6 separate regions of the Mus musculus genome follow, and regions 2, 3, 4, 5 and 6 are each linked to region 1. Evidence: chromatin loops called from intact Hi-C (ENCODE). Cell type or tissue: heart. All regions are shown on one strand.

Region 1 (5,000 bases):
GCAGGGGCACTCATGAGCCCATGGTGGTGATTGCTGCCTGCAATTTCACTGTGTGAGATACTGAAGCAGGAGAATCAGGGGGCCATGGCTAGCCTGCTGTACATCATGGATTCTGGACCAACCAGGGCCACATAGTAAGACCCTGTCTCAAAAATGAAGTAAAATCCTAGAAATAAACAGACCAGCAAAATGCAGTAGTGAACTAAAAAGTATATTTACATGTCTTCATTGTCTGTATACCCTGCTCTCTTCTAGTTCCTGGCAGACATGGAAAACAATGCACTTTTCCGGGATGACATTGAATGTCAGAAACTCATCATGGAAGCAATGAAGTACCATTTATTACCTGAGAGACGACCCATGTTGCAGAGTCCTCGGACAAAGCCTCGCAAGTCAACTGTTGGAACGTTATTTGCAGTTGGAGGGATGGATTCAACAAAGGGTATTGGGAGATCGTTGATCTAAAGGAACAGAGGGTAACCAGTAACACTACCAAGAGGCCCGGTGGAGAAGTGACTGGTTGAGGGACAAGGACAGGAAAAGATGAGACCAGAAAGCACCTTAGTGGCAGAAAATATTCAAGGCATGGTAAGAGGCAGATCAAAAGGTAGAGAAGACATCTTGTTGGGAGTTTCCATTGAGTTTAAGTAACTTGAGCATCATAGTAAGTAATTACTGTAAAAGAAGCTAACGTCAAATCAGAGTCTCCGTGAGTTCACAGAGACACAGATGGAAAGGAAAGCTGTTTCTTTCATGGTGCCAACTGATAGAGACAGATGAGATTAGGAAGAGGTAACTAGCTACTTTAGGCTAGGGATCTAGCTCAGTAAGAACACTTCACTCCACATAGATGACTTTTAAAAAGAATCGTTTTCTCTGAGGAAGATCTGCTGAAATATTTAGGGCCACGGGGTCATCATTTCTGTGATTTTTACTCTTAAACAATTAAGAAAAGATTCATGAATACATACATACATATATAGAAATGAAAGCTAAACACAAATATTTGAGTTACAAACTTGGATTCTGTGAACAGTTGTTCCTAGAGGTTGAAGACCATGCATGGTGCTATTGGCTGTCAGTTGTTATGGGGCCTTTCTGTACACCTGACCTCTGCCCATCCTCCTGCAGTGGTGCCTGCAACCCTGACAGAAGTCACACAGTCTCAGCTCATCCTGGTTCTGCTCTCAGCCCTGTTCCAGCCCCGTCTAATGTGCACCATAGGCATGCAGTGCCTGTGGGAGCCAGAAGAGGGCAGTAGATCCTGCACCCTCCCTATGCTCCCAGTCATTCTGTGGGTGCTAGGAATTGAAGCTAGGCGCTCTTAACCACTGTGCTGTCTCTCCACACACACCCACAAACTTATAGATGCATATTTGTATTACTAGTTTAGATTCTTAAATTTTGGCTTTCCAGTTTATAACAGAAGTCTACAAAAAACAAAAAAAAAAAACAAAAAAAGCTTGAAAATTCATCAATGGAAAAAGATTTTTGTTTGATGGAAGGCGATTTTTTATTTTATTTTATGGACACTTTAAAGTCATGGTTGGAGTGAAGAATCAAACAAATCCATACAATCTTGATACTTTACACACATGTATATAATCTGAATGAATAAAATATCATTATTGCCATATATTACAAAGAAAGGCTATGCAAAGTAAAAAGTATTTTTAAACCAGCTAGTGTTTAGAAGGGATTGATTCTGTGTAGTTCTGGGAGAATACAAGATGGAACGGGAGTTGGTGTCAGTCTCAAAAGCCTTAGCCTGTGTAGGGTAAGTAAACACAGCGCCGGGTGTGGAGCCAGCCGGACGGTCTGGTTTTAGGTTCAACAGTAGTAGCTCTGATGCTGATTTTACAAGCCTGAGGAGTAAGTGTCCACTGCGACTGCAGTCCTTTATAATGCTAGAACAGGCTGGTAAATTATCAGCTTAGAAAAAGACTCGATCTCTACGGAAGTGCGAGTTAGATTTTTTTTTAAGTGAGATACTTTCTTTCACTTTTTCCTAAATCTCTGCTGTTGCTGTTCCACATCTTGAAAGAGAGCAAAAGAGCTCTGGAATTTTCCATGGTAAACCCCATGGGTAGTAACTCCCTTCACTTCCGGCAGAATGGTTCCCAGGCGACCTTTGTCCTTCCTCCTTGCCGTGCCCCCTCCCTTGCGTGGTGTCAGCCCCACTCCGCCCGTTTTGTTGTTACTGTTCTTTCTTCCAGAACCTCACATAATAATTGTCTCCCTTATCTCCTGGGTCAGCGGTTTCCTTCCCCTAGACCTTTCCATTGACTTCTATAAACAACCCAACAATCCGATCCCAAAAGGGAGACAGCCTCCCTCAGCTTGTCCAAGAACCCTGTCTGCACTGTGGCCAGCCTTCTCAGAATGATCCCCTGTGGCTCCCTCCCTGCACTTCCGCCAATTGCTGAGCGTCTTCCTGGCCTCTTTGAACAAAGAACGTCCCCTGCTGGATGTTTTAATGCTGGGCCTGGAGTATGCCAGGGAGAATGATGGGAGAAAAGGTCATGGCACAGGCGAGGGCCGTACTGCAGGGGCTTCATAAGATAGCATAAAAGTATTGCTGTCGATGCTCGAAGAAACCTTTATACTTTGGGGCTAGGGAGATGACTCCACTGTTAAAGTGCTTCTCCATGCAAGCAAGAGGACCTGAGTTCAAATCCCCAGAAACCATATACACAGCTGGCACACTTGTGTGATCCCAGGGCTGGGGAGGCAGACAGGTGGATTGCTGGAGCCCCTCGCCAGCCAGCCTAGCCAGAACAGTGAGTTCTGGTTCAGGGAGACCCCTCTGGAAAAACAAAGTGGAGAGCGACAAAGGAATACACCAGACACCAACCTCTGCCCACCATATGCACGCGCGCGCGCACACACACAACACACACACACACAAGATAAATTCTACTTCTGTGTCTGTAACATAGCCGGGGTGGATCTTGTAGTCTCCTAACTTCTGTGTTATTGTTCAGGAGCAACAAGCATTGAGAAGTATGACCTCCGTACAAATATGTGGACTCCTGTGGCAAACATGAATGGGAGGAGGCTCCAATTCGGCGTCGCAGTCTTAGATGACAAACTGTACGTGGTCGGAGGGCGAGACGGACTGAAGACTCTGAACACCGTAGAGTGCTACAACCCCAAAACAAAAACCTGGAGTGTGATGCCACCTATGTCCACACACAGGCACGGGCTCGGTAAGTGCGTCTGCTCGCCTGCTTGGAAGCCATGTATCAGGATGCCACACGTTGTTCCCTTCTGTACCAGGCGGGAGGCCTGTGTGTGGGCTCAGTCAGCATCAGTTCCCAAGCATCCCTCATCCCTGAGGGGCAGAAACCAGAACACGAGCACTTACATAAATGGAGCTCATACACGGGAAAGCATGCCGCTGTGACAAGCCATGCTCTTACCTTTATGCTCCGTGTTAGCAGTTGAATTTAGATAGCCTAGTTAAAGGCTCATTAAAACTAGCACTTTAACTTCTATATTATATGAAAAACAATTATGGTAATGTGTGTGTGTGTGTGTGTGTGTGTGTGTGAGAGAGAGAGAGAGAGAGAGAGAGAGAGAGAGAGAGAGAGAGAGACAGGCATTTCTTTTCATTCTCTGTTTTATGTATGTGGGTGTTTACCTGAATGTATTATGGACACCATTGGTATGCAGTGCAGGCTGTTAGAAACCCAGTAACCAGAGTTACAAATGGATGTTAGCTGCCATGTGCTTTTATAGGTAAATTGTATAATCTGAACTTAGAAGATGAACTAATTAAGAAGTTTTCATCTCTTCACGTATGGGAATTACATGGGCGCCTCATTTAGGAGTGGTTTTCCCTGCTGAGCTGTATTTTCAGGTCTGCCATTCAAGAGGTTGGACTAAATGAGCCCTTCATCTAGGCCCTTGATGAATGATAAGTTATCTATATAAAATTAGGTATATTCTGTAAAACTTGTAATATGTACAAACTTAAATCTGTGTAAATATATTTTGCGTGTGTGTGTGTGTGTGTGTGTGTGTGTGTGTTCAATAGCCAGTACTGTTGGCACAGTGTATAACAAGTGAATAATATGCTATTTTGGGTCACATATGAGTGGTGGCTATTTTATCCAACTTGGCCAAGATTGATGGGTTTGAATTACAGAGGTCTTTTTGCCACAATCATGTCAGACCTCTTCTTAAGATCCTCTGCTTGGGGACTGGAGAGATGGCTCAGTGGTTAAGAACGCTGACTGCTCTTCCAGAGGTCCTGAGTTCAAATCCCAGCAACCACATGGTGGCTCACAGCCATCTGTAATGGGATCTGATGCCTTCTTCTGGTGTGTCTGAAATAAATAAATCTTTTTTTTTAAATCCTCTACTTAAGCAGATGTGGTGACACACAGCTGTAGTTCCAGCACTTGGAAGCAGAGGAAGGAGGGTTATAAGGTTGAGAGCAGCCTAGTTTACATAGGGAGAACCTGTCTCAAAACAAACAAACAAACAAACAAAAACCCCAAGAAATCCTTGACTGACTCCACCCCACTCAGAATAAAATCTAAAGTCCTGATGAGGGATACGGTGAGAGAATGTTATTTCTGACTCCCTTGTCTTCTGGCCCCTCCCTGTCAGTTACCTGCTCAGCCACATAGGCAACATGGGTTCCCCAGCAGGCCATTGCTGGGCCTCCTCTTCCTCTGTGCGTGGTCGATAATGGCACTCATGCTTCTACTGAGGTGTCATTCAGGTCCCTGGCTCTCTCTGCCCTTGCTTCCGTTGCTCTATTGTTTAAGCTGGCACACACCTGATGTCCTGTAAAACAAACAGTATTGATCCACGCAAGCGTGGCCCTTATCTGATGTTCTATGGAGTGCCTACTAAATAGAATCTTATCGTAAACTAAGATGTTTGCTCACTCTGTTCCTTGATGATGATACCCATAAATACAAGGCTGTGGTACCCAACTTAGCTGCAGTAAAACCCAGGATTCCAGAGTCCTACAGGAAAAGAATGGA
Region 2 (5,000 bases), 130 kb before region 1:
TCAGAGACATTGTTACAAATGCAAAGTTAAATACTATTACATTGTTCATCAGTGTTGTTCTTTGGAGAAGAAGCTGGGCTGTGCTGCCAAACAGAAAGTGTTGCCACGGGTGATGTGGTATGTTCTCATTTAAATATAGAGCCTCATTCAGTAAATTGAGAATGTTGGATTTCACACATACACATGCACACACACATGCATACTGAAGTGCTGAATATCATATTTTAAGAAAAAAAAATGATAAATTTGGTAACTGGAAGGGGAACGTGGTAAATTTGTCTCTCTCTTCATGACAAAACCCTATTATCTCCTGTAATAGATCCATTTCCCCCAAAGGGCATCTCCAGATGATCAAAACACTATTAATTTTCATTAACTTAATTTAATAAATAAATGTCATCCAGACACTTAATGAGGCACTGGGAGAGAGGAACAGAGGTGTTGTTAAGTCAACACCATCACAAAGGAATAGGACAGCTCCAAGAAGACGGAGGGGTTACCCAAAAAGATGCAGAAAGGAATATCATCAGTGAGATGAGAAGAAAAACAGAGAGCAAAATTACGGCAGGAACTTAAGCATTGCCCCAGGAGTTGTTTTCATATAAGTGCATTTCTACTCCTAAAATCCGCTAACAATTAAATAATTTGTTAGTTTCAGAAGGTATAATAACAAGCTGTCGTCTTCTAGATTAAATTTAATATCTGGCTCCTGCGCATTGAATGGCATTGGCTCATGGTTTGCATGTTGGCTTTTTTGCCACAATGGAGTCTCACCACACAGCCATGGCCCTCCAATGTGCTTTACCATGGCTGTGAAGAGATTTTAGAAGCCCATTTTCTGTTTTTATTGCCATGAGAAAGTTCTCTTGGCCATGTATACAGACCGAGAATAGCAGTAATAGTCTTTGTTACAGCACTGACTATCGTCTGTTTTTATATACTTTTAGCAATTTTTTCCCCTCTGAGATACATGGTAACAGTTACTGGTATATGTTTAGTAGAAATGATGCACTCTTAGAAGCTGGGGCTTCCTGAAGCATTTGTGTTCTGATTTACTGTCAATTCCCACCAAATATATGTAATATTGCGTGTTCATGTCAGTGTGGCACATAGCAATTCATACATATTGTTTCCTTATGAAACAATTCAATATTATATTTGCATCTCAGGGTGTGGCTCGGTGATACCGTGCTTGCTGAGCAGAAGTAAGTCCCTGCATTTGATCCCTAGCAACCCTCCAAAAGTACAACCTAAAATTTTACAAAGAACAGAGGGTGAGTTTTATGATCCCCAGTTGAGAGGGGGCGGAGACGAAGCTGAAGAAACCCCGTGACTGGTTTCAGGCCCCAGGGGTGGGTCTCAGCCAAGGGTTCCCGCTCTGTAGCACAGCCTCCTGCCAATGAAGGAAACTGGGCAGTTCCCGGATGTGGTCTTGCCCATGTGCTTGTCAGTAGAATCTGCTTTCCTCTCTCTCTCTCTCTCTCTCTCTCTCTCTCTCTCTCTCTCTCTCTCTCTCTCTCTCTCCCCTCTTACTCCTCTTCACCCCCTCCCTTCCAACCTCTCCTTACTTGGCTAAAGGAGTCTCATTCTCAAATCTCCTCAGGAATCGCTGTGTAGGTAGCTTTCTTCCTATGCATCCTCTGAGAACTCTATTACAGCTGCAAACTATATCACAGCACTCACCTTCCTGGCTGGAATGAGTCCCACTACCGCTCCATCCTGAGCTAAGGCAGTTGCCCCCATCTACACCCAGGGCACCCATCTTGCTCATTCTGTGCAGCCACCCTGGCCTCCTTACTGCCCCCCAGAACTTGACAGGCACATTCCCTGCTAGACTTTATTGCCACTGCCAAGCGTCTAGAACACTTCTCCCCTGATCCAGAAGCTATCCTCAGGTGGGGACTACACCCCCGCCCCCACGTCGTCTTTCCCTTCTCGGTTACTATATGAAGCAAATACGATATAGAACTGTTTGTAAAAAAAAAAAAAAAAAAAGGAAAAGTGGTGTAAGTGAATTATTATGTAGCACATTGACACGAGCACACGAAGATTTTAAATGTGTTTGGTGGGAATTGACGCTGAATGAGAACTCGGATGCTTCAGGAGGCTCCAGCTTTTCAAGGCACATCCATTCCTCATAGCTCCCTCCTAATCTTGGCCTGTTTAGGTTGCCGTAGCAAACATCGCAGCGTACCTTACAGGAACTTACTTCTCACAGTTCCGTAAGGAAGTCTGAGATCAGAGAGCTGGCAGATCTGGTGTCTGGCAAAGGTCCATCTCTGGGTCACAGTCAGCTTCTTGTAGCTGTGTCCTCCCGTGGGAGTGGAGGCCAGCCAGCTCTCTGGGGATTCTTTACACAGACACTAATCTATTCATGTGAATGCCATGCTCATGACCATGCAAGTGTTAGGTACAGTATTTTCCACGTGGCTTAGCCTTCCCCAGAGGTATTACCTGGGCTCTGGCATAAGCCCGGGTAACCTCTTCACTGAGGGTTTTGCACACATGCAATTGGGCCAGATGAATGATGCTTTATTCTCCCTCAGTGGGGCTCATAAACCCATTGTGGAATCAGTACTTTAGCACCTACCAGAAACTTTAAGATGGTCTTGTCTTGAAGTTGCAAATGAGAGAAGTGAGCAGAGAGTGCAGCTTTTAACAATCTCTGTTTCCTACCATGGATATTTTTGGTTCATTGGTTTCGTTTGGTTTGGTTTGGTTTGGTTTGGTTTGGTTTGGTTTGGTTTGGTTTGATTGTTTTGGTTTTTGGTTTTTTGAGACAGGATTTTTTTGTGTAGTCCTGGCTGTCCTGGAATTCACTATGTAGATCAAGTTGGACTTGAACTCACAGAAATCCATCTGTCTCTGCCTCCTGAAGGCTATAATTAAAGCCCTGTAATCACCACTGCCCATCCAGGGATATTTATTTTTATTTTATGATGTATAAATATACTATATAACAAATATTATATGATTATTGTATTCTATATCATATGATATCTTAATAGATTATCAATTCAAATAATATTTTCTTTAGCACCTATTATGTTCCAGGGATCATGTTAAGAATGAGTTAAACTCTTCTCTGTCCTTAGATAGCTTCCCATCTGAGAAAATAGATCTTAAAAAGTATTATAGTACCACACAGGTCTTCTAGAGAACCTTGGGAAATTTCTCCAGAGAGATGGTATTACATTAGAGCACACATGAGACTTCCACTCACCCAGCCCTGCCAGTCCCTTCCTCAGCACCACACCCTGGGCATTGTCAAAGTTGCTATAGGAAGCCTAACCAGTTTCCGAATAGCGGGTACCAGAGGCCTGACACAGGTCATACATACTCATTCTGTCAGCAATGGGCTGCTACAGCTGTGGCCCCAAGACACACAAGGTCTCTCTCCCTACCTGCCTTTGTCCCTGAGCCAGCCCAGGGTGCCCTAGTGCCAGAGGCCTGCAGCTAGGCTTCAGCAGAGCTCTCCAGGCAGCCTGCTGCCTCCCCGCTGTGCTCACCGATGGAAGACGTGACATCCATCTTCCCAGGCAGCCTCAGGGCGCACTGCCAAAGCCCCCCTTAGTCTACCCTGAGTGCTCCTGCAAAGTCAGGGGAGCTGCCACGTTCTGAAGGATGAAAAATAAATGCATCGCGCCTCTTACTGCTGTTGTGTTCTGTTTCTAGGCCTAGAAGAAAGCGGGGAAGAATTTGCCAGGATGCTTACAGAGCTCCTGTTTGAATTACACGTCGCCGCCACACCTGACAAACTCAATAAGGTCGGAACCAACCCTTTCTGTGTCTTTGGTTTTAAAGGGGGACTGGAGAAAGAGGGTCTTGGTGGTAAGATTCCTCAGATTCGCAAGAAATGGGGGGAAAACCCCGCCAACACCCCCCCCCACGACATAACAGGGGGAGAGGCGTCTGAGGTCAGTAATTGGTACCTTCGGAGGCACCCTAATGGATGCAAGGCTTCTGAGACCTCCCATTCTGTAATTTACGAGTAATTATCTAGTGACCTTGAGAAAGTCAGTTGCCCTTTCACAGGGGAATAGACTGTTCTGTCAGAGGATGATTATCTTCGGGGGGGGGGGGGGGCATCACGGGACTTTCCAGACTCTTCTCCCACCCTTGCTTTTTAAAGAGACATGCAGGTTTTAGAGCGAAGAGGGAAGCTCAGACCTTTCCGCCCACCTGGGCTGCCGCTGCCGCTCCAACACATCTTAGGAAAGTCCAGCTTTGCCATTACAGATTCCTCTAACTTCACAGTGCATTTTGCAAGTTAGAACCAGGTCTAACTGTAGGATTCCTTAAGGAGGTGCTGGTCACTAATTACCCAAGGCTATGTGATTTCTTTTCTATCTCCCTCTCGCTTTCCTCCTGACTCTTACCTGACCTAGCAGTGGTTTGCATAGCCACTCACCTGTTATAATGGGTGAAGGAAGGACAGAATGAGGTACAGAAGCGGTGAGATGAGGAATTTCTTTCTCTCTGTTAGGGGTCAGTGAGCCGACAGGTCAGCTGGGAAATTACCTCGTTCATCTCCCTACAGCACCTGCCACAGCTTGGAGTGGAGAGGGGTGGACTTCTCAGTTGCATGGGTCAGCCTTTATTCCTAAAAGAGTTCTTTTTAGGGTGGCTCTCCCCTAATCTGCTATCTCTTAAAATACCTCCCAACATTCTGACATGTTAAACATTGACATAGGCTTTAAGGTAACTCAGTGTTTTAGCATAAGATGAGTGACATCTTCTACTTAAGCAAACGTTGTAAACGATCCGATGGGCTCTAGATAAGTCTGTCCTGTCTCGGAATTCAGGAATCAATAGGCCGGGTAAGGAAGGTGGTCTCGGCAGTTTCCAATTAGCTACGATTTTGTAAGTCACGAGTTGCTTATGTGGCTCTCCTGGAGTGCCAGCCCTCTGCTCATCCTAGAGGTTGGACAGAGGGCCTGCCATGAATCTGAAGGAGCAAAGCCATTGATCTTCTTCCCATCTATACGTTATTGTTTCCT
Region 3 (5,000 bases), 150 kb before region 1:
ACCAAAATATACACCAATAAAGAACTGTTAGGGTGTGATCTACTTATTTTATTGCTGGGTATATATTCAGAAGGCTTGAGAGTAAGGTCTCAGAGAGTTATTGTATACCCATGTTCAAACTGTCATTATTCACAACACTAACATGTAGGTGCAAGCCATAGATCTGCCAATGGTATATATAACAAGCAGGGTATACAGTGAAATAATATGCAACCTTAAAAAGGAAGGGAATTCTGACACACACCACAAATGGATGAACCTTGAGTGGCGTTATGCTAAGCTAAACAAGACCAGGCACAAAAAGCAAGTACTGTGGGATTCCACTTGGATAGGGTTCTTAGAGTGACCAAAATCAGAAAGACACAGAGTAAAACAGAGGTTATCAGGGCCTGGTAGGTAGAGGGAGGAGGCGCTACTGCCTAATGGGTACAAATGAGGTCTGGAAGTGGACATTAGCGGTGTGTCTGCTCCATGAAACTGTGTAGTGGAGCACTTAAGAGGATACATTTTATGTTATACCCATTTCCCTCAAAACGTATTAGGGGAAAATTCAGCCACGTAGATCAGAGAACCAATTGATGGTTTTGTCTGTTTTGTATGTACTGTTTTTAAAAGAAGGAAATATATTTAAAAGAAAGCAATTTAGATGGGAAGAGACCTCCTCATGACGTAGCTGCAGCCCTTGCCATTGGCAAATATGTCTAACAGAAAGCAGCCTTGGGCTACCCGATCATGCTGTCTAGAGCTACAGCTATTCCTCTTTACCACTGGTCGGAGACCCAGCCTCCACAAGTATGCTATTTCATCTCTCTCTCCCAATGGGCTGGGCCTTTGGATTTGATAGGATTCACAAGAAGAGGACTTAAGAAGAATATTGAACTGGGGTGTGGTATCACCCCATACCCCATGGTCCCAACCCAACCGCATCCCCACGTCTTCCAGTACAGGGAGTGATTCCGAACATCAACCCTGACCGTGCAAGGCATGACTGGGATACAAGAGCCAGAGTAAGGCCACACTTCGAACATGGACTTCACCTTGCTGTGTGGTCAAGGTGAGGCAACTCAAGTTCAGGTTAGCATAAGTCAAAGTGTTCTAAAGAAGAGCCTGACCAAGGATCTGACCTTCAAGGTTAGAAGGCATTCTCAACTATAAAACTTCCTCAGTATGTCAAAGGGATTATACATGTTGGTTCTGGCATCAGATGGACTGGATTTAAATCCTGCTTCCCGCTTACCAACTTTGGGACCTTTGGCAGATAACGTTCTTTTGATTGACCTCAGTTTTCTCAGTTATGGAAGGGGTATTACACATCTCTTAGCACAGTGTTATTAAGAAAAGTAGACACTTTAATACAGTGTCTGGGATGTCCTAAAGGTATAGAGGAGAGATTTTGGAAGGTCGATATTATAATTCTCATGGCAGAAAAAGCACAGAAGCAGAGACACGCGGACAAATTAGGTAACTAAGTTAACATCACACAGCTAAGAAATTGTGGGACCAATGTCCTTGGCGGATTTCAGTCTAGATTGCTTTCATTTAGCGTGTAAGCACAGGTAATTAAAAAGCCAGATGGCCATGGAATGTTTTTAGAGGACACTGTCCTGCAACATTCTTGGGACATTCTTGCCCTCTTGTCTTGATTTGGGTTTGCTGGGTTTTTTTTTGTTTGTTTGTTTGTTTGTTTGTGTTTTTTTTTGTTTTGTTTTGTTTTGTTTTGTTTTCTGGTTTGGCTTTCCAGCACTCACCTACTGCAGCCTGAAAACCAGACCCAGTCCCAGCCTCAGAGCCTTGGGATTCCGGAGCCTTCCATGTTTTAGAATATTTAGGGTTTGTGGTGGTGTGAAGTTATTTCACAAACGACACCAAGTAGTGTCACACACATTTGTTGTCTTTTTCTTGTTAGTAGAAACCTCTGGAAATGGAGTCATTAGTCAAAAATAAAAGTCCCAGTGGCTCTGTTATGATTTCCTTATCTGGGCACTAGATGTCACACTAAGTCAAGCTTTGGAAGTGGCTCAGCTAAGTAGGGTGTGGCAGTCTCTACCTATTTAAAAAAAAATCACAATATTTAGGTAAATATAACGCTTAAATTTGAATTTCTAGGAAAATTCAGAAAGTACTTTCTTTTACTTACAAAAAAACTTAGAATTGTTAATCAGAGAACAGATAGCACCATGGTGAAATGCCGGCTTAAACACATCTTAGCTGCATGCACATGAAAACTGTCTTCCATTCCGAAAACAAAGGGGTAGTTCTGGAGACAGTTTATGCACACTTGTCTGTGGTCATGTGGGAGGCTTGTTCTTTTTTTCCCTTTGCTGTTTTGTTTGAGACGGTATCTCATGTAGCCCAGGCAAGCCTTGGACTTGTTAGGTAGCTGAGGCTAGTCTCTTACCTTCCTCTGCTTTCCAAGTGCTGGGACTACAGACTGGCCAAGATGAGAAGCAGCTCTCCCAACAGAGAAACAGACAAGACTAACCTACTGTGGAGGAAGTCAAAGAGGGGGATGTAAGGCCCCGGAAGATTAAAGAGCTAATAATGAGTGTGAGCGCCGCTGAGCCCCAGAGCTGAGCAAGCTGTGCCTCCAGAGATCACTTATTCCCTGACTTTGGCTCTCAGAAATCTATAGCTGTGAATTATGCGTGGAGAATTCTGCAGTCTCCTTTTGGAAAGTCTGTGTGGATGTTGTTGTTGTTGTTTTTAAACTACCTTGAAGAATATGAAGCCAACGACTTAAGTGTTTGCTGAAATTTCGATGAGATTCCATTGAAATGTTTGGAATTCTTTGGAGGCTAGAAAGAATTAATTCGAGTCAGATTGAAAGCTTATAATTAAGTCTTCGGCTTAGCAGTTTGTTTTTTTTTTTTTTTCCGAGTAACTCAGTAATGAGTTTGAGCTGTGTTTAATTATCTGCATGAGTGTAGGCACATATTTCTATTGTAATTAAAGCTGTAAATCATGTTTCCTAAGTTTTCAGGGTTTGTAGGTAATATATGATGACAAATAGCTTTCGTTGGAAGAAGCCAGTAAATACCATTGCCTGTGTTGCTTTGATAAATCAGGTTAGAACTGAGAAATCGGCCTTCTGTGTGTATGTGGGGGTGCATGTGTGAGTATGTGCAGAGGCCAAAGGCTAACCTCGAAAGTCAAAGGGTATTCCTCAGGATTGTGTCTGCCTTGCCTTTTGAAACAGCATGGCTCACTTGGCCTGAAATTTACTGATTCAGTTACAACGGCTGGATGTCAAGCCCCAGGGATGTATCTGTCTCTATGTCCCCAGCTCTGAGGCTACAAACTCATGCCACCACACCTAGATTTCCACAGGGTTCTATGCATTGATATCAGATCCAAAATACTACTCTTTTGAGTATGTATGAGTCTCATCTGTGTCTTCCTCTAACTCAAGAGATGGATGAACAGTCATTTGAACAGTGTTTTGTAATTCTGACTGGTTCTAGTTGACTCTGGTGTCTTCCTTTGACTTGGTTACCACTGCCTCGTGTTTGAACAACCCAGGGTCCCAGGATGCGTGCTTCCTTTCTCCTTACATGCCACGGCAGGTAGCAGGCACCCAGATGGAGGGGGCACAGGCTGTTTTTCCTTCTAGAACTCCAGTAGCCATGAGGACCGCAGTGGTCTACCAGTGCTTTGATCCCTTCCTCCTGTCTAAGAAAGGCTTACCCCATCTTAGTGCAGGGTGTCAAGCTGTCTGTGGATGAAATAGAAGACTCTTTTCTATCAAGTCAAGGGTTGGTTTTTACCCAATGAGTGGGAAGGTCTGCTCTGTACTCCTTACCGAATCCCAACTGTGCCAGTGTCTTGGAAATAAAGACTGTCCCTTCTTGGAAATACAGGTGCTATTAGTCTGATGGAGTCCGTGACCTTCAGCCTACTTTGGACTGCTACTCCTTCCCAATTTCCCCACTGAGTGACCCTTTGATTTAGAGCTGTCAGCTCAAGACCTTTCATGGTGTACGTTTGAGGAACTGTAGTGTTATTTTTTTATTTGTTTGTTTGGAGGGCTTTGTTTTGTTTAGAGACACGATCTTGCTAAGTAGCCCACACTGACCTAGAATCTTATGCAGACTAGGCTAGACTCAAACTTGCCATCCTCCTGCCTCAGCCCCCTGAGTGTTAGGATTATATGCCACCATACATATAATCCTAGGAACATATTATACATAGGTTTATACATAGGAACGTATTGAAGGTCATCTGACTTCAATCCAGCCCATGTTAACTGAGCACCTGCCATGTGCTAGGACTTCAAAAAGCCAACAGCGACCACAAGAGAACGATTGATCAGCCATATGACACTTTAGAAAACAGGATGAAGACATGCCTTTCAAAGACGCTGACTTGAGTTTGGAGTTTCCCTGTTAAAAACAGCCACCATGGCAGAAGCCAAAAGGGGTCTGGGAACATAGTGAGGAAACTGAGTCACAAAAGAGAGTGGCTTTAAGGCCACTCAGCCTGACCATGCTGAGTTCATCTTTGGATCCTACCACAGGGAATCTGAACACATTGCTGCCATTCAGGGTAGAACCCCGCAGTCCAGATGGTCTTGTGAGATTAGTCTAGGGTCACAGACTGTGCAGATTGTAATGTCTCTGTGAACTATATATTTATGTCCTTGCAGGTCATGGATTAACAGCAGTCAAAGAAAAGGCAGGGGCAACCCTACGAATCCACAGTGCCAATTCTGCATCTCCCGAAGGGGCCCCAACTGATGCTGAAAACGGAATCTCTGGAAGTGAGTGGCGTGCTCGCCTGGTGTTTTGTTACACCCGTGTGCATGACTACACAGTGGGGAAAAGCCCAAGTTCAGATCAGCAAAATGCATTCTAACCAGGGTGTTATTTCTTGCCATGACAGATGTGACTCCAGATCAGGACCCTGCCAGAGGCCCCCACACTCCTCCTCCACCAGGGGCGGCAGGGTCGAGAGGCATGCTGTCAGCCCTCACCAATGTGGTTCAAAACACGGTGAGTCCCTAG
Region 4 (5,000 bases), 56 kb after region 1:
AATGTGGGTGCCCTTGCATTTGGGACATTGACATTTAGAATTGAAACATCATCTTTGTTGATTTTTCCTTTGATGAATATGAAGTGTTCTTCCCCATCTCTTTTGACTAATTTTGGCTGTAGTAAAAGGGCTACTTCAGCTTGCTTCTTGGGTCTGTTTGCTTGGAAAATCTTTTTCCACCACTTTGAGATAATAAATATCTTTCTTGCTGAGGTGTTTCTTATATGGAACAAAATAATGAATCTTGTTTTCATACCCACACTGTTAACCTGTGTCTTTTTATTGAGGAATTGAGTCCATTGATGTTGAGAGATATTAATGACCAATATTTTTAATTCCTGTTATTTTAATGTTAGTGGTTGTGGAGGAGGAGGGGAAGGAAGGAAGAGGAGGAAGAGGAGGAAGAGGAGGAGGAGGAGGAGGAGGAAGAGGAGGAGGAGGAGAAACCACACAGGGCAAACCAACCTCACATTGCGAAGAACATGTTTTTCCATAGAGGCATATAAACAAATAACAATAGCCAGCAGTAATGAATAATCTGAAGTAAACTCTCCACTGCACCTAGAAGGAGTGTGCAAACACATTCCAAAACCAGTTCTCCGTTTTGAAGAAACTGAGGTCTCAAGACTGTCACCTTATAAATTTGAAGTTCTATAACAAAGTCTACATTCATTATTATTGTTGTTGTTGTTGTTATTTTGAGTCTACCTGCTGCCAAGATGATATTCTGCCTCCAGTTTTTCTTTTAATTAATTAATTTATTTATATTATATGTAAATTTCCCCTTCTATGCATGGTCTTGCCAGCATGTATGACTGTAAACCACATGTATTCCTGTACCTTCAGAGGCCAGAAGTGGGTATTAGCTCTCCAGCAACTGGTGTTACCATGGGGGCAGTGCTGGTAATCAAACATGGGTCCAGATAGTGTTCTTAGCTTCTGGGCCATCTCTCTGACACCTCCAAAATTCTTTTTAGCATGTAGCCTTCATCTAAAAACCATAAGCTGTGCGAGTTTTTGGTTTATTTTTTGTTTTGTTTTGTTTTTTTCTTGAGACAGAGTCTTACTGTGTAGCCATGGCTGGCCTCGGACTCCCAGAGACCTGCCTGCCTCTGCCTCCCGAGTGCTGATATTACAGCTAAAAGCTCATGAGCTATAATGTCGCACTTCAGCTTCTAAGCAGAAGTTAAAGTTATACATGAAGTATTTCTTAGAGGATTCTTAAGGGGTTTATGTTGTGAACTGTTCTGTAACATATCTCTTAATGTTACAGGGATCAAATGTCTTTCCTTCTTTGGTCAAAAATTGGAAGTTTCCTGGCTGTTGGGACCATTAAAGGAAATTTGCTCATTTATAATCATCAGACATCTCGAAAGATTCCTGTTCTTGGTAGGTTCTACCTGGAAACACTGCTACACGTTGGCAATGCTGTTCTGAGAGTTGGTTCCATTGTCTGGGATTTCCCTGAGATGGCACAGAAAAATGTTTCCCTGGTCCATCTTAGATACCTGTCCAAGAGGATCCCTCTCCTGCTTGCTAAGATTTCCTGAGTTAAGGTCAGCCTGTGTCTTTGGCCATCAGGACATTAATGGTACCCATTTCCCCTCTCACACCCAGGTTGTATCTCTAGACATAGAATAGCTCATATGTGTATCAACACCTGTTGACCCCACATGTTAGTTAATTTTAGTCAGTGTGGCTGTATTCTACCATATACTAATTTTAATCCACATAGTGAGTTAACCAAAGTGTTCAGTGCCTGCTTACATGGGGAATATCCATCTTGAGTGCAGACTTTGGAATGTGAGTAGTTTGCCCGTGTGACCTTGCATGGAGTGCTCTGATTCCTTCCCCCTCTGTTCACTTGGCCTTGGCCCCTTGAATACCCAGGAAGATTGACCCTCTTCACTGTAGCATCATTCTGATGAGCGGTAGAGTGAGCAGGGCTAACTGCACGCAGGCGGCCAGAAAAGCATCCCCTCCACTAAGGGAGTCAGCAAACGCTGGAGATAGCGACACCTACAGGACACTTGAGGAAGTGCTTCCCATTAAGAGCATAGCGTCATTTTAAATTATTTTCACATGTCTCTCTTTAGTATTAATTTTAATTTTTAGTGATGAGAGATAAATAGAAGCATCATTAATCTATTAGACCAAACTAAAATTTTCTCCCAGTTAAAAAATCAGCCTTTTCCACACAAATTGTATGACCCCTGTAGGCATTCTGATTCCCACTTTATCTCTGAAAATGTCTTCCAGTACATTTATAAGCCCCAGAGATTTGGACACTGGATGTGTATGGAAATAGTATGTCAGAGCATGATCATTCTCATATCAGGCTGTCATATGAACACAATGTTGTGTGTAATCTGTATTTAATATGAATATGATTCTGCCACATTTTTTTTTTCAAGACAAGGTTTCTCTCTTTGCCCTGGCTGTCCTAAAACTCTCTGTAGACCAGGCTAGCCTCGAACTCAGAGAGATTTGCCTGTCCCTGCCTCCCTAATGCTGGGATTAAAGGTGTGTGCCACCATAGTCCAGCACCATATTTTTACTTAATAATCATATGAAAACATACCTGAAAAGACTAGAATTAATTGCCATGTCAGGACCATTAGATGAGTATATTGTTGCCTCTCTCATGCTTGTTTGGGATTCGTGGCTCAGCTCTGTTTCCTTTTGACTGTTTAAAAAAGATTTGTCTTTATTATTTTAAACTATGTTTAGGTTTTGCTACACATGAGTGCAGATGCTGTAATGGCCAGAGGCGTTGAATCCACTGGAGCTGAGATTACAGATGGTTTTAAACCACCTGCTCTGGGTGCTGGGAACTGAGGTTGGGTCCTCTGGGGAAAGAGCAAATGCTCGTAACCCCTGGGCTCTCTCTCCAGCTCCTCTTCTTAACCTTTCTTAAGATCAGGTCATCCCACCTTGGGGTGCTCGATCCACCAGCACTGGATAGTAACCAAATATGCATTTCATGCTGTACTGATCTGTGCCTTTGAGCTCAACAAGATACTGGCATTTCTTGCTATGCAGTGTTCTGATATGTACACATGTTAGTTATGACAGTTTAATTAAATAATGCCAGTCTCCCATTTCGGTTACCAAAGTGACCAGAGAACTCTAGCTCATGTTAACTGTTCTTACTGATGCTATGCTGAGCCTGAGTTTTGAGCAGTGTGACAGTGTATCGGAAAGAAAGGAAGGTTTCTTCTCCCTCTCCTTGGTAAAGAGAAGAATTTATGGGCCAGTGAGATGGCTCAGCAGGTAAAGGCACTTGCTGCCAAACCTTACAACATGAATGCAATCCCTGAAACCCACATGGTGAAGGAGAGAATCAATTCCCAAAGGTTGTCCTTTGACCTCTGCATGTGCGCTGTGGAACACACATGCACACATGCATGTGCCATGTATGTGCACATGCACACACACACATAAGCAAATAAATAAATAAATATAATTTTCAAGAAGAAAGGCATTTGTCTTCAGCACCTTTCAGCCTCTCTTCACGTAATCCTTCCCTTTCCTGGTTTCACTGCATCACCTGAGTCCTTTAATCCAAGAGAAACACAGTCTGCCCACAGGCTCTTCTCTAAACGCTCCCTTCACCTTTGTGCTTTAGGGGTTGCTTCCTTTAAGATATTACAAGCTGCCGGGCGTGGTGGCGCACTCGGGAGGCAGAGGCAGGGAGATTTCTGAGTTCGAGGCCAGCCTGTTCTACAGACTGAGTTCCAGGCTATACAGAGGGACCCTGTATATTACAAGCTTGGTTCTGTGATGAATCAACAAAATTTGTAGAGGAATACATTGTTCCCTGATAAGACCTGTTTATATTATCCAGACAAAAAGTTGTTATATAGGGCTGGTGAGATGGCTCAGTGGGTAAGAGCACCCGACTGCTCTTCCGAAGGTCCAGAGTTCAAATCCCAGCAACCACATGGTGGCTCACAACCATCTGTAACAAGATCTGACGCCCTCTTCTGGAGTGTCTGAAGACAGCTATAGTGTACTTACATATAATAAATAAAAATAAATCTTTAAAAAAAAAAAAAGTTGTTATATACCGTTATTTTACTTTCTAGCTTAGTGATGATGGATTTGATATAAATTTGCATAGACACTAAGGGCTTTCGTGGGAGTAGAATCTCTTGTCTGTTCAGTCCCATGGCACATAAGATTAGCATAACTAATTTTTTATTTATCTGTTTTGAGAAGTCCACATGTCAGCAAAAATTGCCTTTTTTTTTTTCTTCAGGAAAACATACTAAGAAAATCACATGTGGATGTTGGAATTCAGAGAATCTCCTTGCTTTGGGAGGTGAAGATAAAATGATTACAGTTAGTAACCAGGAAGGCGACACAATAAGACAGGTAACACGCCACCATCTCTCTATGTGAGATGTTCATTTTTCCTTGTGGTAAACAGTTTTATGTCAGATTAATGTATAAAAGTTTATTTAAGTCACTGTGGAATATGCTTATAATTCCATATTTTTAAAGATGCTGATTTATTTTACTTTTGGTGTATGAGTGTTTGCCTGCAGTTATGTGTGTATACCGTGTGCATGCTTGGTGACCACTGAAGTCAGAAGAGGGTGTCGTCAGGTTTCCTGGAATTGGAGTTACAGATGTTTACTAGCCATCTGTGGGCACTGGGAACTGACCCTGGGTCCTCTGCAAGAGCAACAAGTGCTTCTAACTACTACGCCAGCTCTCCAGCCCCCAGTTTTATGTTTTAAGGATCAGAAACCTTTGTCTGTTCCCATGCATCCATACACACACACAGCACCCAGATACAAGTGGGCACACAAACTTTCACACTTGCATACGCACACACACACTCACACACACACACACACACACAAATCCTTTTTTACTAGGATTTTTTTCTTTAAGATTAATAAGTTAGCTATTAAAGGAAATATATTTTCCCCTTTGATATCAAATGGATTATCAGCTCTGTGGTTTCAGACAGTATGTTTGTGAAGTTTTAT
Region 5 (5,000 bases), 120 kb before region 1:
TTTCTCTTTTCTTCCTCCCAGTCAGCAAGTGTTATTGGAATTCTAAATCTTATCGTCAACAGTCTAACAGTCTTTGTGTGTGTGTGTGTGTGTGTGTGTGTGTGTGTGTGTGTGTCCATTTCTGTAGCTCAGCCAGCTGTAAAGTGTCTGGTAGAGCAGCAATGCCTAATTTCCAAGAATTCCTAATTATAAAAGGAAATGCTAAGCTTGCAGGCTATTTCCGGCCACCATTCCTCCCCCCCTCAACCCTCCCCCAGCAGACGCAGATTTTTGCTGCCAAGTTTGACACTGTGATTATTGGCTGCAATGGAGGATTATTACCCACTGGTGATTTTCATAAAAACAGGCATTTCCCTTCGTTCACGAGAACTTTTAGTAGAGCTGAGTCTAAGTTTCAGGTTAGCGAAACTGCTGCGGGATGCCTGCCCATTCAGTGACAAGCATAGAGTCCCCACGAGAGAGGACTCCCTGCCTGCCCTGCCTGCTCACTAGGACTTGGTAGCAGCAACTGCCCAGATGGAAGGCTATCCCAGCACTGCTGTGGCTCTGCAGAAGACGAACCCAGTGATGTAAGAGAGAAGCAGTCCAAGATGCATTCCTGGTCTTGGAGCGTGGGCGCTGTGTCCTGCATTTGAGCAGTGGAGGAGGACCTTGCCCATGGGGGAGCCACAGGGCCTCCCAAGCAGCTATGGGTCAAGGGCAAGGCCCAATGCCATTGCCTTCACATTTGGATGGCAAGAGTAAGCTCTGGAGAGATTACATAACCTCAGAACTGGTGGCAACGTTGCTGGGAACTGTGTCTCATTGTTAAGCAAAGCTGTCCATGGACCAAACCTAATCAAGTGGTGGCAGCGAGTATCATTGCTTAGGACACAGTCTTGCAATGGACTCAACCATAAGGGGCAGGAACTGTAGGGACAAGCCCAGTGGAACAGACACAGCTAGTAGAAACCCTGGAAGGCAGAGGCAGGAGGATGGTGAGTTCAAGGCCAACACAAACTATATAGTGAGTTTCAGTCTCACTTCTTAGTCTCCCACCCCAGATCTCTGTCATGGCTGCCAGATTAAACATGTACATTAGCACATTAATTTAACATACTTGTGCACCACAAATATGGCACCCAATAATAAGCCGCTGGCCAATACCCATTCTAGATACCCTCCCTAAACTTCACTGGCCACTTTTACAGTGATCTCTCCAGGGCACTCTATGTGGAGCTTTCTGTAAATGGTTGTGGTTTAGACCCTAGCCTCTGTCCTGTGATTTCAGGACCACAGGGTTGACCTGAGAAAGGGATAGATAATACTGGCCATGCGGGGCCATGAGTCTACACATACTCATGTCCCTTAAAAGCCCATGGAAATGATTTGTCTCAATTTGAATGAGGGCCTTTTGTTAGCTCACATAGTTGAGATCTGGGCACACTCCATCCAAAAACATGTGCTTACATTTACTGCAAGTGCAGACATTCTGAGAATTCTATGATATTGTTGTGCTTCCTTCTCCTCGGAGGAAAAGGATGTTGTTAGGGCTGGAGAGATGGCTCAGCAGTTAAGAGCACTGGCTGCTCTTCCAGAGGACCAGAGTTCAATTCCCAGCAACCATATGGTGGCTCACAACCATCTGTAACGGGATCTGATTCCTCTACTTGTGTACATTAAGGCAGAGCATATATATATATATATATATATATATATATACAAGAGAAAGAGAGAGAGAGAGGAGAGAGAGAGGAGAGAGAATAAGAATGTTGCTATATGGTGACAGCCATCGAAACTGAACTATGAAAATACCCTCAGCTCTGTTTTCCTTCTTGCAGGGCTCCAATAGCACCACATATGTGCAGGACGCCCTCCAGCTGCTGCTCCCGGTACTGCAGGTCTCCCACATCCGCACCAGCTGTTTGAAAGCTACAGCCCAGCCAGATTGCAGCTAGTTCAATAGCAGGCCACATCTCTTCACTACATACCATTTAAAGGCAACGGACTTCTATGTCACTGGCCAGACCATTTGAGGACACTACAAGCAATTTTTGCACAGTTTTGAAAATACAGAGAGTTAAAATTTCTCTTAATGTATACTGTTTTATCAATAATTATGTTTTCTTTACATTAACTTAAACTTGTACTTGTTCTATTGAAGTTTTCCTTTAATTTGCAGTTCATTCACAAATATATCTGTTTTCCTGGTCAACCAGACTATATTTAGAAATTCATAGAGAGAACCTAGATTTTTGTTCAGCTTTGAAATGTCTACCTTTCTATGCCCTATTTTTCTCAAGCATGGCTTTAAATGAGTTCTTGTACTGAACTTCATTTAATTGCATAAACATCATAAGCAAAAATACCGCTACTTATTTGGTTTTAAAAGGGACATAAATATCTTTATAAATATCACTATGTAGACCAGGCTAGCCTAAAACTCACAAAGATCTGCCTGCCTCTGCCTCCCAAGAACTAGGACTAAAGGTGTGCACACGAAACCTGCCTGCCCTGAAGAAGTGTTTTAGTTTAGAGTGTTTGGTGGCAAAATTATAAAGCTGAGAATCATTTCAACAGAAAACTAAAGGGGTTTTAGCCAGGTAGAAACCCCGACCTGCATTTCAAAAATACCCACTAACCTGATCACACACATGGTAGAGGCAAAGGGTAGAAAGTCGTAAGTTGGCCAAGTGGGGTGCTGATCCAGGGAGATGCATCAGAGACCTTGCAGGGAGCAGTGGTACTGAACCTGGGCTCTTGTGAGATGCATCTGTTCTTTCCAGGCTGAGGTTCTCTGGCATGCTTCTGTTTGAGACCATCACTGACATCCCTACCAGTAGTGTCCAAAATAGTCATGCCCAGTGGCTTATCCCAGGGCAAATGATGCCTGCAGTCTTGAAAGGGAGAAAAATCCCTCCTTTGTTCCTGTGGTAGAAGCCACTGCGTCTGTCCCCTGTGGGCCAAGTAGATATCTGAATTCTCTCAGTAGCATTTTTGTGTGACTGTGTTTTGTTTTTTCAGCTGTATGTCTCCTGAAACAACCAAATAAAAACTCAAGAACAATGTATTTGCAACCTAGAAAAATTAAATCCGTAAAGGTGTGGCATTTCTCCTTTCGTGACCTCTGGAATGCTTCTGATGTTAAGTGTGGTGGTGATTAACTGTTGATCATATCACAGTCACCTCTGTGAATTCTATAATTCTTAAGTATAGAGCAGAAGAAATAATCTAGATTTATAGTTTTCACATCAGAGGGATTTGTACATTAACCAGAAATACGAAAGAAAAACAAATACCTCCAAGGCATTAGATTCTTGGACTTAGTCTCTCGGCTGTCAGTGCTGGGGCGGTGGCTCAGCAGGCAGTGTTGAGAAAGCGTAATGACCAGAGTTAGACTCCCCAGCATGGATGTAAAGTCTGTGCGCACACCTGTAATCCCAGCAGTGGGAGGTAGAGACAGGAGGATCACCGGCTAGCCAGTGTAACCAACTGATGAGCTCCAGGTTCAGTGAGTGTTATGGTTCATATATGCTCTGCCCAGGGAATGGCTCTATTAGAAGGTGTGGCCCTGTTGGAGTAGGGGTATCATTGTGGGTGTGGACTTTAAGACCCTCCTCCTAGCTGTCAGAACTCTCAGCTCCTCCTGCACCCTGCCTGCCTGGATTCAGCCATGTTCCCACCTTGATGATAATGGACTGAACCTCTGAACCTGTAAGCCAGCCCCAACTAAATGTTGTCCTTGTAAGAGTTGCCTTGGTCATGGTGTCTGCTCACAGCACTGAAACCCTAAGACAGTGAGAGACCTGGAGTCAAAAGAAAATGACAAGAAAAACAGTAGAGGAAAAGAGCCAAGGTACACTGTGGCCAACTCACGCGCCCACACAGGCACAAGGGCCTGCAGAAATATGTGTGCACACGACACACATACCTGAAAGAGGAGATCAAAACGCAAGGCATTGTAAGTCTGTAATACCAGCACTCTGGAGGCAAGGCAGAGAGATTAGAAGTTCAAGGTCATCTTCGGCCACATAGCAAGTTCAAGGCTAGGCTGGGCTACCTGAGGTCCCATCTTTAAAACACTACCTAGATGTTTGCTGTACATCTAGTGTACAGCAATAGAATTTTAATTATAAAACAAAGTTTAAACAACATTAAAAAAATAGATTTAAAGTAAGCGATATTATTGACATTTTATTTATTTATCTTTTAATGAAAAAAAAATCCAAGGTTGCCAAGTCGAGACATGAACTGAAACGATTCTGTGACCTATGACCTGTAAATTCAACTGTTTAAGAGAGAACAGTCATTGACTACAGACCCGTTGTCAGGGATTTCTCTCAGTCCTGGCTTCCACCATCACCTTGAAATAATTGCTGCTTTGCTTTGCTTTAAAACCTGTCAAAACACATGATCCAGACCTGGGGAAACGTGAATCTATTCCTGAATGAATGATTTAGCAGGCTTACTGTGGAACTTGGCTATTCCTTCAATAATACTTTACATAAACTGGGTTTATTGCACTGTACACAATTACCCTGAACAAGCAATGCCTGATTTTTGCATCAAGTACAACATAAATTCTGGTCTAAATAATGAATATAGCCCCAAGTCTGTGCCTTGTTAATTAAAAAATATCCAAAGCCTATTTCAAATTCTAAGTAAAAAGCATTCAAAAAAACATTGCTTCGGGGCACTGACACACACAGATGCAAAGGACAAACCGAGTCCCAGACCCGGAAGGACAGGCCTAAGTTGGCATTCTCGGCCCTGAGAACAGCAATGTGTGCTTTCTCTGGGTGGCATACACGGCTGGACACAAGCTCAGGGTTAAAGGAGCATGTGACTCACTGAAGCTGGGACCAAAGGAAGCCACACACACAAACAAAGAAACGGCACACTTCAGACACAGAGCAAGGGGGACCAGGAGTGTCTCCACACTTCTGTGTCCCGGCAGAAACATCATAAGGGAGGGACAAGTTCTTTGTTGGTAGATTTCAGCCGTCGTAATGGAGATGATA
Region 6 (5,000 bases), 51 kb before region 1:
CCATCTCATAACCACTGCACTTCAGTTTTGCAGTTTTAACTCCATATTGTTCTTCAGGGTTACTATGAGAAAAACTAGAAAAGTATGACAACCAAGTCAGATACTACAATATTTGTTTTTTTTGAGACAGGGTTTCTCTGTATAGCCCTGGCTGTGCTGGAACTCACTCTGTAGACCAGGCTAGCCTGGAACTCAGAAATCCACCTGCCTCTGCCTCCCCAATGCTGGGATTAAAGGCATGCGCCACCACGCCTGGCCCAGATACTACAATCTTATTACCTAGGCAGGTCATAAGTCTCCGATAGTTATAAAAAGGGATATAAGCTATTTCTCCAGTGTGGACTCATTCTTCTACTAAAAACATAGTTGTTACGCACCTTCTCTGTGATGAACATGGTAAACAACAGACAGAGAGATGTAGCAGCGTTCTAAATAAGCAACGTTCTAGCTCACAGGACTTACATTCAAATGAGCTTAGGGAACCAGAGATGGAAGGCACTGAGTGCTTAGTGCTGAAAAGTGAGGTACTGAACAAGGACTGAAGACATCCATAGGTGACAAGGAAGAAGGAGCCAGCCAGCTGTGTGAAGGGCTAACAGCATGCCACATAAGGGACCCTTGGTGTGTGGACACACAGAGAATGTGTTGGGGACAGCTAAAAGAGCAAGTGAGAGTAGCCCAGCCAGGCTAGTGTTAGTGATCATGACTGCAAAGGATGTGTGGATGGCTTTTGCTGGAGTGATGGAACTAATAATTAGAAAATCAGAATCAAGCCGGGCGTGGTGGCGCACGCCTTTAATCCCAGCACTTGGGAGGCAGAGGCAGGCAGATTTCTGAGTTCGAGCCCAGCCTGGTCTACAAAGTGAGTTCCAGGACAGCCAGGGCTATGTAGAGAAACCCTGTCTCGGAAAACCAAAAAAAAAAAAAAAAAAAAAAAGAAAAAATGAAAATCAGAATCAGCTAGAAAGTCTAGTGAGAAAGACTCCAGCATAGAACAAGTAGCACGGGAGAAGAAGTGGGATGTGAGGGTGCCTGTCCTAAATTGGGGTCCGCTTTCTTTGTTGTATCCGATTCACTGTTAAAGTACACAAACACTGAGGCTGAAAACAAGAATCAACCCTCAGAGTAGTTCCAAATTCCACAAACGCAGGCTGTGGGTTTATATACATTGCGTTCTATAATTAAAGACAATGGGGTTTCGTGTGTAGGTGTCACTGCATGTGGAGTGCCTGTTCCACTGCCCCTGATAAAAGCTATCTTGTGCTTTGCGATCCTAGACAGCGCCATAGGTTTGTATGTATCTTGATGTATCTATCTCCCGATTGTAACAGCCTTAAGTGATTCTATCTCTTTCTCTTGGAATTGTCCGTGCTTCAGAGTGTTGCATTGTTGCTTTTTCCGAAACATTTCCTCAGTTCACAAACATCCTTAAACAGATCTCCCAACTAAGCCAAGCTTAACCACAATTAGGTTATATTATTCCACTATTAGTCTTTAGGACAACTACTTCCCACTGGGTTTTTATTATGAAGACATATTGAAGACCTCCTTGGTGGGCAAATGATATTTTGGGGCAATAGCCACAGTTCACCACCACGGAAGAGGGACAGCCATGTAAAAATCGCAAGCACCAAGTGTACACACAAACACACACACACACACACACACACTGAATACATGAATTACTTTAAGAACCAAGTTCAGCTAGGCCCCTCACCCACATATGACTGACTCACGGAAGAAAGCACTGGAGACCCTCCTTCCTTCCTTCTACCTAGGGGTCATAGATGTTTCTTACTATCGATGAGGTAACAAAGTGTCACAGTTTGGTGCTTGACCCACAGGTATTGGATAGATGACTGGTTTTCTCAGCAGTGAGTATAGAGCAGTTACATGTTGTATACAGGAGTAAATTATATCCCAGCATGGTAAAACAACCACAGGGTCTGCACACCATAACTTCTACGGCACAAACCCACTACTCAGCACACTTATCAGACTTCTGCAAGAAGAAAGGTTTCAGGCGCTGGCCAAGGTTGACTTTTGCTGATTTCCCCCGTAAGCTGAGACATAGAAGCCATCTCCCTCTGGTCGCCTTCCGGTCCTGCAGAGGGAACTCTCCCTCACTTCCCATCCCCAAGAATTCCCCTGCTCCCAGTTTCTAGGGGTTGGCCCATTCTGAGCTCCATAGAGTACGCTCTGCCTGCCCCCCGCCCCCTCGCCGGAGCCCCGCCCAGTATGAGGATGTCCCCGGTGCCCCGGCTCTCCCAGCCGGGACCTGTCCCCTTCTGGAGAACGGAATTCTCGGTCTTTGGACCCAGCTGCGAGGGGGCGGAGCTTAGCACCCTGGGCGGAGCGGGCGGGACTCGGTGGTGGGCGGGGTCTGCTGTCGTGGGGCGGGGCGGCCGCGCCGGGACTAACCGGCGAGCGTGTGCCCGACCCCCACTCACTCCCGCGCGCGTGCCCGCCCGCCCCCTCAGGGGCTGCGGGACAAGTTTGACTCCTGGCCTGGCGTCGCCTGACGGAGAGGAGTGGCTCGGCCCGGGAGGGCCGCTGCGCGGGGCGACGCTGTGGGGAAGGGGCTGGGGGCGCGCGCGGGGCCGAGCATCCCTCCGCTGGGCGCGCCCACCCGCGCCCCGCGCAGCCTCCCCGCCCGCCGCCCCGCGCCACGGTGACCCCGGGCCTCCCTCCTGACCCCCCGCGGTAAGTGCGACTTCCTCCTCGGCGCGGTGGGCTAAGGCCAGCTCCCAACATACATGCGACCCTTCCGGGTCCGAGGACTCGCTGGCCAGGGTGACTTGCCCACCTTAGGAGCCGGCCCGGGCTGGGGGCTTTTGAGCTGCAACCGGGACTCGAACCCGGTTTCCCCCTCACCCCCACCCCCTTCCCCGGAACGCGGCCCTGCCGCCCTGGAGTTGCCCAAAGTTCTCCACGCGGCACTGAGATGGCCCGGCGGGTGGAGCGAGTGCTGCTCTCCAGAATTGTTCCCAAGAATAAAACATACACGCTGGAAACTATTTCGGATCCCCTACAACATACACACCTTGTTAACGTTTTTAAGTAATGGCCTTAACCTCAAAAATAGAGAATATGATTGTAGTTTCCTGGGTTTGGTTTTGACTGGTCACAACTTTGGCATTTAGACAGTTGCTTCAGTGCGTGTTCCGCAATTAGAAGCTGCTGGGGGAACTTGGCTGTCAGAGACTCTACATGGTTGCCATTATGACTATCTCATCTGAGTTTTGAGACTTTTACTAAAAGGGATATACAGAGTGTATCCCCACTCCCCTTCCACCGTCATGAGAGGTCAATTTCTTCTGCATGGCTCAGGAATTATGCGCTGGCAGATGCCCTCCAACTTTGTTTTGAAAATGGAACTGCTATACTATGTATCTGCCAGTTTTACCGATGCACAATAAATGTTAATTCTCCTTTCTGTTAGGAAGGAGTGTAATAAATCTTCCTGTTAATAAACAGTTTAATAAGGCTTTTTATTATTAATTAGATCGCTGTTGGGGCGGGGGGACGGGACTCACAACTTTTTTTTTCCTCTTACTTTCAGCATTTACAGGTTTAACTACCTGTAATGAATGTTTATGTTCCATATGGGGATTTATGTAAAACACTTTTAGGTAAAGGCGAAGACACTAATATTTTTGTGACAAGGACAGAGAAGTAGATACAAAGTTGTAGGAAAAAGAAGACGAACATAGATACTCACAGAGAGTATGTATATCCAGATATTTGAAGCAGTTTTGGGTCGATGTGTACAATATAGTTAAACAAACTAGATGAGAATATTGAGATTGAGGAGAAAGCCAGGCTGGGAGGGAATAGACAATGCTTGCCCTCGGGTCCTGTGCTACACGTGAGGCTTGGTTTGGGTTTTGAACGTCCTTAGAGCCAGGAAAGAAACACAGTAAGCTACCACATGTTTATGATTCCACAGTTTAAAAAGTCAGTTCTTCTGCATAAGCAAGGCATTTTCTAGTAATGAGGCCTGACAGAAACAGCTTTTTATGGGCCCTGAGAAAAGGAAGAGAGATGGTGACATTAAGCTGACATTTTTAAAAGATTCCCAACAGAAAATCATAAATTTTTTCGGGCTCGCACACGCGTGCACAAGCGTGTATGCACACAGACACCCACCCACCCAAAAAGTGTTCTTAACACAGGGCATGTTGAAATTAGAAGTATATGTTCTGTGAATTCCTGGTTGTGATGATCTGAACTAGTATTTCCCAAGCTGTGCTCGGTGGCGAGGGACTTACTTGTCTGCTCTACACAAGGTTCTCTTTGTCCCAGCTCCAAGACAAGGGGAGATGGGAAAAGATTCTGAGCTCAGATGAACTCGAGATATCTGGATTTAGATAGATGCTTTATTTTTCCCCAGAGTTTCTTGAAAGTTTTTTTTTTTTTTTAACCATACTGCTGTAAAATTGATTGATGGAAGAATACATGTTGTGACCGATTCCAAATGTAATAAAGCAGTCCTTTATGGATATTTTCTTACAGCTTGAGAACCGATAAGAACTGGAGAGCAAAGTGTTTGAAGTTAGTGAATTTGGTAAGGGCCAAAATGAAGCTAATCCAGAAGTCAGGGTTTTAACACTGTATACATCAAAGGAAGAGGCTATACACATACTCCGTTAGATGTTCAGCAAGTTGCCTCTTGGACCACATGACCTATAGGCCTTTCCATTCATGCTTCAGAATGTTTACTCTTTGAGAACTAGAATTAGGTTTAGGCAAGTAAAAATCCTTGAATTACTAGTGAATATAAATATGTGATTTGCATGCTATCTTATCACAAACATTATTTGTACTATTAGTTTCCTGTATAACCCTACATTCTGTAGCTATCAAAGATCTCAGAAAACATGCCACAAGTAGAAAGAGCAAAAGAGCTAGATGTGGTGGTCCAGGCCTTTCATCCTAGCATTCTGGAGACAGAGGTATCCAGATTTCTATAAGTTCAAGACCAGCCTGGCCTAAATAGC

Evidence for each region. Hi-C counts contacts between places; a loop is a spot of excess contacts. Peaks named below come from ENCODE experiments on the same cell type or tissue, not always from the same donor. Only the 100,000 strongest peaks of a DNase experiment are listed, where the experiment ranks them.
Region 2: a loop joins it to region 1, with 1.8 times the contacts of the local background. A loop is called at or near these places in 3 of 42 quality-filtered maps.
Region 3: it touches region 1 in a loop (5-fold over the local background); 6 of 42 quality-filtered maps call a loop at or near these places.
Region 4: a loop joins it to region 1, with 3 times the contacts of the local background. A loop is called at or near these places in 3 of 42 quality-filtered maps.
Region 5: it touches region 1 in a loop (1.9-fold over the local background); 3 of 42 quality-filtered maps call a loop at or near these places.
Region 6: it touches region 1 in a loop (3-fold over the local background); 6 of 42 quality-filtered maps call a loop at or near these places.

Annotation. Positions count from the first base shown.
Region 1 is chr5:65,155,800-65,160,799 of GRCm38, forward strand. It overlaps Klhl5 (kelch-like 5), which reads left to right. Exons shown (of 11, transcript NM_175174.4): 6 at 256-442; 7 at 2,985-3,209. Among named protein-coding and RNA genes, the nearest start is that of Klhl5, 27 kb to the left of the region's middle. In heart, CTCF peaks have their summits at 1,248 (motif pointing right) and 2,468; DNase peaks (open chromatin) are centred at 1,232, 1,812 and 2,282; H3K27ac peaks cover 1,129 bases.
Region 2 is chr5:65,024,735-65,029,734 of GRCm38, forward strand. It overlaps Fam114a1 (family with sequence similarity 114, member A1), which reads left to right. Exons shown (of 14, transcript NM_026667.3): 9 at 3,676-3,767. Among named protein-coding and RNA genes, the nearest start is that of Gm32374, 7.1 kb to the left of the region's middle. In heart, no CTCF peak of the experiment used is centred here; no DNase peak of the experiment used is centred here.
Region 3 is chr5:65,001,156-65,006,155 of GRCm38, forward strand. It overlaps Fam114a1 (family with sequence similarity 114, member A1), which reads left to right. Exons shown (of 14, transcript NM_026667.3): 4 at 4,643-4,756; 5 at 4,879-4,988. All of the region lies in intron 2 of Gm32374 (a long non-coding RNA gene), which reads right to left. Among named protein-coding and RNA genes, the nearest start is that of Gm32374, 16 kb to the right of the region's middle. In heart, a CTCF peak has its summit at 1,991; no DNase peak of the experiment used is centred here.
Region 4 is chr5:65,211,542-65,216,541 of GRCm38, forward strand. It overlaps Wdr19 (WD repeat domain 19), which reads left to right. Exons shown (of 37, transcript NM_153391.2): 5 at 1,274-1,389; 6 at 4,262-4,377. Among named protein-coding and RNA genes, the nearest start is that of Wdr19, 14 kb to the left of the region's middle. In heart, a CTCF peak has its summit at 2,035 (motif pointing left); no DNase peak of the experiment used is centred here.
Region 5 is chr5:65,038,804-65,043,803 of GRCm38, forward strand. Fam114a1 (family with sequence similarity 114, member A1) reads left to right here. Exons shown (of 14, transcript NM_026667.3): 14 at 1,821-3,098. The coding sequence ends at 1,937. Among named protein-coding and RNA genes, the nearest start is that of Gm32374, 21 kb to the left of the region's middle. In heart, a CTCF peak has its summit at 1,880; a DNase peak (open chromatin) is centred at 558.
Region 6 is chr5:65,105,159-65,110,158 of GRCm38, forward strand. It overlaps a transcript of Klhl5 not described here. Among named protein-coding and RNA genes, the nearest start is that of Tmem156, 16 kb to the left of the region's middle. In heart, no CTCF peak of the experiment used is centred here; DNase peaks (open chromatin) are centred at 2,273, 2,873 and 3,143; H3K4me3 peaks cover 2,129 bases; H3K27ac peaks cover 1,761 bases.